Linked DNA regions of Homo sapiens: region 2 is linked to region 1. A link is an interaction called in ENCODE POLR2A ChIA-PET data of the cell type or tissue named here. Cell type or tissue: PC-9. All regions are shown on one strand.

Region 1 (4,000 bases):
ACTTACCTCATAGTTTCTGTGCTTCATATACCTGGGCATGAGTTGACTAAGTCCTCTTCCTGGAGTCTCCCCAGGCAGAAATCAAGGTGTCAGCCAGTACTGCAGTCTCATCTGGAGTTCAGGGTCCTCTTTTAGGCTCACTCAGGATGTTGGCAGAATCCAGATCCTGGTGGATGTAAGACTGAGGTCTCTACTTTCTTGCTGGCTCTCAGCTAGGAGTTGCTCTTGCCTTCTAGAGGCCCCCTCAGGTCTTAGCCACACAGCCAGCCGGAGAAACTGTCCAAAGTGCTCTATGGAGTCTTGAAATGTAATGAAGAATGAAATGTAATTAAGGGAGTGAATATTCCATCATTTGCCCACACTCAAGGGAGGGGGATTACATAGAGTGTGCATACAGGAGTGGGAATCCTGGGGGCCTTTTTAGAAGTCTGCCTGCCACAGCCTGTTTTTATTGACCATCATTTGAGCCAGGGTCCCACTGGTCCCCATTATACCTGGTTCAGAAAGCTCTCTCGCATGAACCCAGTGGTCAGTGAAGGTGCACATTAGACTAAACTGAATGGAGGAAAGCTCAGGTGGGCCATCTTCATAATATATCCTTAAGAGGCAAATACTATTTTTAACCATAATCATTTATACTGAATTCAAGCGTGAATGTTGATTAGTTATACTGTAGACTATATGGTCTTTTTAGTTTATATAAACAATTACCCCAGCAAGTGAGAACTCACTATACAGATAGTCCCTGACTTACAGTCTCTCAACTTTATCATGGTTCAAAGGTTATACATATTCAGTAGAAACTATACAATTAGAGGCCAGGCGTGGTGGCTCACCCCTGTAATCCCAGCACTTTGGGAGGCCAAGGGGGGCAGATCACTTGAGGTGAAGAGTTTGAGACCAGCCTAGCCAACATGGTGAAACCCTATCTCTACTAAAAATATAAAAATTAGTCGGGTGTGGTTGTGGTTGCCTGTAATCCCAGCTACTCAGGCGGCTGAGGCAAGAGAATCACTTGAACCAGGGAGGCAGAGGTTGCAGTGAGCTGTGATCGCACCATTGCACTCCAGCCTGGGCGACAGAGCAAGACTCCATTTCAAAAAAAAAGCACTTTGAGTGCCCATCCAACCATTCTTTCACTTTGATTACATGAGATAGTCAACACTTTATTATAAAATAGGCTTTGAGTTAGATGATTTTGCCTAACTGTAGGCTAACGTGTTTTGAGCATGTTTAAGGTAGGCCAGGCTAAGCTACGATGTTCCATAGTTTAGGTGTGTTATATTTTCAGCTTAACGATGGGTTTGCCAGGATGTAACTTCATCGTAAGTCGAGGAGCACCTGTCCTTCCTGTGGGATGTACCTCCTCTCTGAGAGATTATCTTCTTCCTATTCAGTTCTTCTCCTTTCTGTTTTCCTCTCTCTCCTCTATGTCTTCAGTCTCTCCCTGTTTATTCTTTTCTCTAAAGCTTCCAGACATGTCCTTCCAACCCAGAGTTCCCCTCCTTTTTCAGCTACGCTTCTTGTTCCCTGTCTCATCTCCTTTTTTCCCATCACTCCCCAAGTCCCTGTGGTCTGGCTGACACTGTTCTGGTCACATTCTACTGGCTAAATCCAACAGAGTTTTTTCAGTCTTTATTTTGTTTGACATGTAACCTAGCTGGCTCTTCATCCCTTCCCAAAACTTCCCTTTTGACTTCTGTGTCCTTTAATCTTTGTGTTTTCCTCTGATCTCTCTGACCGTTCCTTTTTAGCCTTTTTAGCTGGTTCCTCTTCCCTGCCTATTCATCAGTGTTGTTCCCTGACGTCTCATTCTTGATGCTCTCCTCACTCTGCTAAGATTTATCTGGTCTAACAGCTTTAGCTATTACCTATAAAGCTTCTGCATCTTTTTCATCTTCAGCACTATCATCTCCTAAAGTCCAGACATACAGTAAACTAGAAGCAGTTCTAAAATTTCCACTTTATCTTTGCCCCCTTGCCTGACGTCATTTGTCCATTCCAGATCTGCCCCCCCTTTCCTCATTCAGAGGCCTGTGATGTCTGGAGTTCCTCCTTTTCCTCACATCTAGCCACTCACCAGGGCTTGTCAGTCCCACTTTCAAAATACCTCTTGGTTCCATCTTTCCTGCCCTGGCTCTGGCCCTCACCATGTTTTGCCTCAGTTGCTGCAATGGTTTCTTAACCTGTCTTCTCACTGCTAGCCACTCCCCATCCCACACTTACCCCCACCCCCACATCACTCCATGTTTTACACTGAAGCCAGAGTGATAGCTGTAAAGCATGGGTCTGATCATGTCTCTTACCTGGATCGAAATCCTTCAGCTGCCCCCTGTTGCTCTCAGAATAAATGGCCAACCCTTAGCCTGACACAGAAGCCTTTCGTGATCTGTCTCCTGCCTGCCTCTCCAACCCTGCCTCTTGCCATTCCTCTGATTGCATCCTCTGCCCAGCCAGTGAGTGGAGGGGTCCTGGTCACAGCACTGTCAGGCATCCCTGTCTCTGTTTGGGTTGCACCCTCTTCCAGGACTGCCTTCCCACCATTTGTTGACTGTTTCTTCATTGCTCAGTGTGTCAGTCCGTTTGCATTGCTATAAAGGAATTCCTGAGACTGGGTAATTTATAAAGAAAATAGGTTTATTTTGGCTTACGGTTCTGCAGGCTGTACGGGAAGCATGGTGCCAATATCTGCTTCTGGTGAGGGCTTCAGGAAGCTTAGAATCATGGTGGAAGGCAAAGGGGAGCCAGCGTGTTACATGGCAAGAGAGGGAGAGAGAGAAAGAGGAGGAGATAGCAGGCTCCTTTTAAACAGCCAGTTCTCATGTGAACTAACAGCAAGAACTCACTCATTACCATGGGGAGGGCACCAAGGCCATTCATGAGGAATTTGCCCCCATAACTCAATCACATCCCGTTAGACCCCACCTCCAGCATTGGAAATCACATTTCAACATGAGATTTGGAGGGGACAAATATCCAAACTACATCCCTCAGTAACTCAACTCAGGCACCAGCCTCCACACAGCCTTTCCTGCCACCACAGGCCGTAAAGTACCCATCCTAGCTCTTCCTTTGCCCCCATAAGAGTAAAAATACAATATTTAACTCTTTTTCCTATTTTTTGTGTTTAACAGACATTTATGGAGGAGATGACTCGCAAACAGCCTGACGTGGACCGGGTCACCAAGACATACAAAAGGAAAAACATAGAGCCTACTCACGCGCCTTTCATAGAGAAATCCCGCAGCGGAGGCAGTATGTTTCCAGCCCCCTGTGTTAGGATGCTTCATTCCTGCTAATTGAGGATGAGCACTTTCCAAATGCCTATCAAAAAAAATTATATTCCATTTTCAAAAACCGTGTTGGTTTTGAACCAAAATCTCTCATTTTTGAAACTCACTTTTCTTACATTGACAGACAGTAGCTGTACTCCATATTCTTTGGTATGATTGGTATGAAATTACGAGGTGGTTAAGCTTATTTTTTAACAGTGGCCTTTCCATTGTTTTGGTTATCAGCCCTAGCTGTTTACATTTGGCTTGTACTAATTTAATCAACACAACAGCTTCTACAGAATATGTTGCTTTTTTAGTTGAGTTAACGTGTCATCAGCTCACTAAGGTAGGACAGAATTGCTTGGAGATATGTAGGCAGCAGGTAAGTATGTGCTGGGAGGATCAGTACTTTTGGAATTAGTACACCTCCGTATCTAAATATTGCCAAGTCCCGTATTTCTTTTCTCAGTTATTGACTGGATATTATTATAAAGATCTTCTAGGTTTATACATACAGCTATTTCTCTTTGTATACTAACCAGCTGTTCTAATCTTGTGATTATTTTTCCTTTTAGGGAAATCCCTAAGTCAGCCAACCCCTCCTCCCATGCCAATCCTTTCACAGTCTGAAGCAAAAAACCCACGGATCAACCAGCTTTCTGCCCGCTGGCAGCAGGTGTGGCTGTTAGCACTGGAGCGGCAAAGGAAACTGAATGATGCCTTGG
Region 2 (4,000 bases), 290 kb before region 1:
TTTATTCATTCATTCATTCATTCATTCGAGATGGAATTTCGCTCTTATTGCCCAGGCTGGAGTGCAGTGGTGCGATCTTGGCTCACTGCAACCTCCGCCTCCTGGGTTCAAGCGATTCTCCTGCCTCAGCCTCCTGAGTAGCTGGGATTTGCCCACTACCACACCTGGCTGATTTTTTGTATTTTTAGTAGAGACGGGGTTTCACCATGTTGCCCAGGCTAGTCTCAAACTCCTGACCTCAGGTGACCCATCTGCCTTGGCCTCCCAGAGTGCTGGGATTACAGGCGTGAGCTGTGCCTGGCCAGCACTAGATATTTTTAAGACAGAGGAATGACATAAACAACTAGGGTGGGTATTTTTTGAGGGGTGGGGTGGGGAGAGATAACTGGCAGCAGTGTGAAAGATCATTTATAGGGATCATTTACAGGGAAGTGGGGATATAGCTAAGCCAGTAAGTATGTACCTGATTTTAGTTTGTTTAGGATGCAAAGAGGTGAGAGAAGTAAAGAGCAGGGATGTTAAATCTTTCTTTTTGATGGAGTTTCGCTCTTGTCACCCAGGCTGCAGTGCAATGGCACAATCTCGGCTCACTGCAACCTCCGTGTCCTGGGCTCAAGTGATTCTCCTGCCTCAGCCTCCCGAGTAGCTGGGATTACAGGCGCCTGCCACCACGCCCAGCTAATTTTTGTATTTTTAGTAGAGACAGGGTCTTGCCATGTTGGCCAGGCTTGTCTTGAACTCCTGACCTTGGGTGATCCACCCACCTCGGCCTCCCAAAGTGCTGGGATTACAGGCTTGAGCCACCGCACACAGCCAGGGATGTGAAATCTTTCTAAAAGAGAATTTGGGCTGGGTGTGGTGGCTCATGGCTGTAATCCAGCACTTTGGGAGGCTGAGGCGGGTGGATCACCTGAGGAGTTCAAGACCAGCCTGGTCCAACATGGTGAAACCCCATCTCTACTAAAAATACAAAAATTAGACCGGGCGCGGTGGCTCATGCCTGTAATCCCAGCACTTTGGGAGGCCGAGGTGAGCGGATCACCTGAAGTCAGGAGTTCAAGACCAGCCTGACCAACATGGAGAAAACTTGTCTCTACTAAAAATACAAAATTAGCTGGGCGTGGTGGTGCATGCCTGTAATCCCAGCTACTCAGGAGCCTGAGGCAGGAGAATCGCTTGAACCTGGGAGGCAGAGGTTGTGGTGAGCCAAGATCATGCCATTGCACTCCAGCCTGGGCAACAAGAGTGAAACTCTGTCTCAAAAAAGAAAAAAAAAAATTAGCTGGGTGTGGTGACAGGCACCTATAATCTCAGCTATTCAGGAGGCTGAGGTAAGAGAATCGCTTGAGCCAAGGCTTTGGAGGTTGCAGTGAGCTGAGATTGCGTTACTGCACTCCAGCCTGGGCAACAGGGCGAGACTCCGTCTCAAAAAAAAAAAAAAGAGAGAGAGAGAATTTGGTTTTTAAAAATATTTTATGTTGAATGTTAGCTGGAACTGGAGATCCACTTTACCCCCACAGCTCAAGTTCAGCTTGACCCTTATGTTGTGCAATGCTTTGTGTTTGGGTTGGTATTTCCTGGGACTGGTCAGGTGATGCACTTCAGCATGAGGCCTGTGTAGTAGCTGAAGAGTAGTGACCCAAGGTGTCTATCAGTGATAAGAGGAGAGAAGAAGCCCGTTTAGCTCTGGACAGGGCCTCTGTTTCCTCTGAGATCTCTTGTCTACTCTCCCTGGTCCAGGGCTCCATCTTTGCATAACTTTTTACAGATAGATTTGAAGTGCCAACTTCATTCTGTTTTGGAGTACTGGCATTGGACACAATTGATTACATCCCTGCCTGTTTAAAATATTCTCTTCTTTTACCTTCAATGAGAGTATTTCATGGTTTTCCTTAACCTATCTGATTGCTGTTTGTCTGCTTTGTTGGGTCTTTTTCTTCTTCTGACTCTTAACTGTGGCAGTTTTCTAAGGGGTAAGGCAGTGTAGTGAAGTGGGAAGAACATGGGCTTTGGATCCAGGCAGGGCTGGGTTCAAATATATGTTTTTTGTGTGTGTGCGTGTGTGTGGAGAACGGTCTCGCTATATTGCCCAGGCAGGTCTCGAACTCCTGGGCTCAAACTATCTTCCCGCCTCTGCAGAGCTCCCTGAGAGCTGGGATTACAGGCGTGAGCCACTGCGCCTGGCTCAAATCTGTGTTTCTACATTTATCAGCTGAGTGACCTGGGGCAAGTTACTCACTTTTCCTGAGCCTCAGTTTTTTCATCTGTAAAATGGGGATAATAATATCTTCCATATAAAATTATGAGGATTAAACAGAGTAGTATAAGTAAATTTTCTTATTGCCTGATTGATCGGTTGATCGTAGAGATGGGGGTCTCTGTGTGTTGTACAGGCTGGTCTGAAACTCCTGGGCTCAAGTGATCCATCCCCTTGGCCTCCTAAAGTGCTGGGATTACAGGTGTGAGCCACTGTGCCCAGCCCAAACTCAGTATTTTCAAACCAAGCTTAAATTTGGCTTTTCTATCCTAGTCCCCATTTTTTGACAGTTGAACTCACATTCTTCCAGTCTCTGAGATTAGAAACCTTGCAGACATCTGTTAACTCTTTTCTCTTCATCAACCCCATTTTCAATCTGTCATTGAGTTCTTTTGTTCTTCAGAGTTTCTCTTAAATTTGTCTTTTTCTCCCCATTCTCTATTCCATGACTCTAGTCCAGTCACTTATCACTTTGTACCTGAATTACAGCAACCGCCTCATATTTTGTTTTCTGTGTCCTGTTTCTCTCTTCAGTTAACACCGAAGTAGCAGCTACTTTCCTAGTATTTCCTATTACTGAAAGTCTAAATTTGTTACAAAGACCTTTTATGGCTGGACCTGGTGGCCCATGCCTGTAATCCCAGCACTTTTGGAGGCTGAGGCAGAAGGATTGCTTGAGGTCAGGAGTCTGAGACCAGGCTAGGCAACATAGGGAAACTGTGTCTCTACAAGAAAAAAACATTTTTTTTTAAGTAGCCAGACCTGGTGGTGTGTGCCTGTAGTCCCAGCTACTCAGGAGGATGAAGTGGGAGGATTGCTTGAAGCCCAGGAGGTCCAGGCTGCAGTGAGCCATGACCCTGTCACTGCACTGTAGCTTGGGGACAGAGCAAGACCCTGTCTCAAAAAAAAAAAAAAAAAGACATTTTATGCTCTCATCCCCTTCCTACTTAACCAGGCTTATCTCACTTATTTTCCTAGAACACACCTTCAGTTCCACACAAACCCTGTTCCTCATTGTGTCTTATCCTCCCTCATTCATTCTCTCTCCTTGCCCTTTCTTTCTTTCTTTCTTTTTTTTTTTTTTTTTGAGACTGGAGTCTCGCTCTGTTGCCCAGGCTGGAGTGCAGTGACGTGATCTCGGCTCACTGCAAGCTCCACCTCCCAGGTTCACGCCATTCTCCTGCCTCAGCCTCCCGAGTAGCTGGGACTACAGGCACCTGCCACCATGCCCAGCTAATTTTTTTTTTTTTGTATTTTTTAGTAGAGATGGGGTTTCACCTTGTTAGCCAGGATGTTCTCGATCTCCTGACCTTGTGATCCGCCCGCCTCTGCCTCCCAAAGTGCTGAGATTACAGGCGTGAGCCACCGTGCCCAGCCTCTCCTTGCCCTTTAGTTCTCTTTACCTGGAATGCCCTTGTTCTTTATACTTAACTGAAATCTGTCTATTCCTTCAAGTTTCACTTCAGGTCTTTCTTCTGATGAAGACTTCTCTGATTATCGTAGTCCAAGTTGATGTATCACTTTCCCAAGCTAGTTTTATCTATCTATTGAAATGGTAAGCTTTTTTGAGAGAACTGTTTTATAGACATTTCTATTATTCCCACGGTGCCTCGCTCATGCCTAGCCAAGTTTAAATGCTCCTTACAGAGCACTTATAAAATGTGGTGACCAAAGCCAATCACTCTTTCATTCGACAAATGTGTATGAGCACCTACCATGTGTGCTGTGCTCTGCACTGGGATC

What was found. ChIA-PET counts read pairs that join two places held together with the same protein. Peaks named below come from ENCODE experiments on the same cell type or tissue, not always from the same donor. Only the 100,000 strongest peaks of a DNase experiment are listed, where the experiment ranks them.
Region 2: POLR2A ChIA-PET joins it to region 1 with 6 read pairs; 2 of 35 experiments call an interaction of 5 or more read pairs at or near these places.

What each region holds. Positions count from the first base shown.
Region 1 is chr1:39,455,236-39,459,235 of GRCh38, forward strand. It overlaps MACF1 (microtubule actin crosslinking factor 1), which reads left to right. Exons shown (of 101, transcript NM_001394062.1): 90 at 3,135-3,255; 91 at 3,851-4,000. Among named protein-coding and RNA genes, the nearest start is that of BMP8A, 34 kb to the right of the region's middle. In PC-9, no CTCF peak of the experiment used is centred here; no DNase peak of the experiment used is centred here.
Region 2 is chr1:39,166,447-39,170,446 of GRCh38, forward strand. It overlaps a transcript of MACF1 not described here. Among named protein-coding and RNA genes, the nearest start is that of MACF1, 36 kb to the right of the region's middle. In PC-9, no CTCF peak of the experiment used is centred here; a DNase peak (open chromatin) is centred at 1,545; H3K27ac peaks cover 1,158 bases.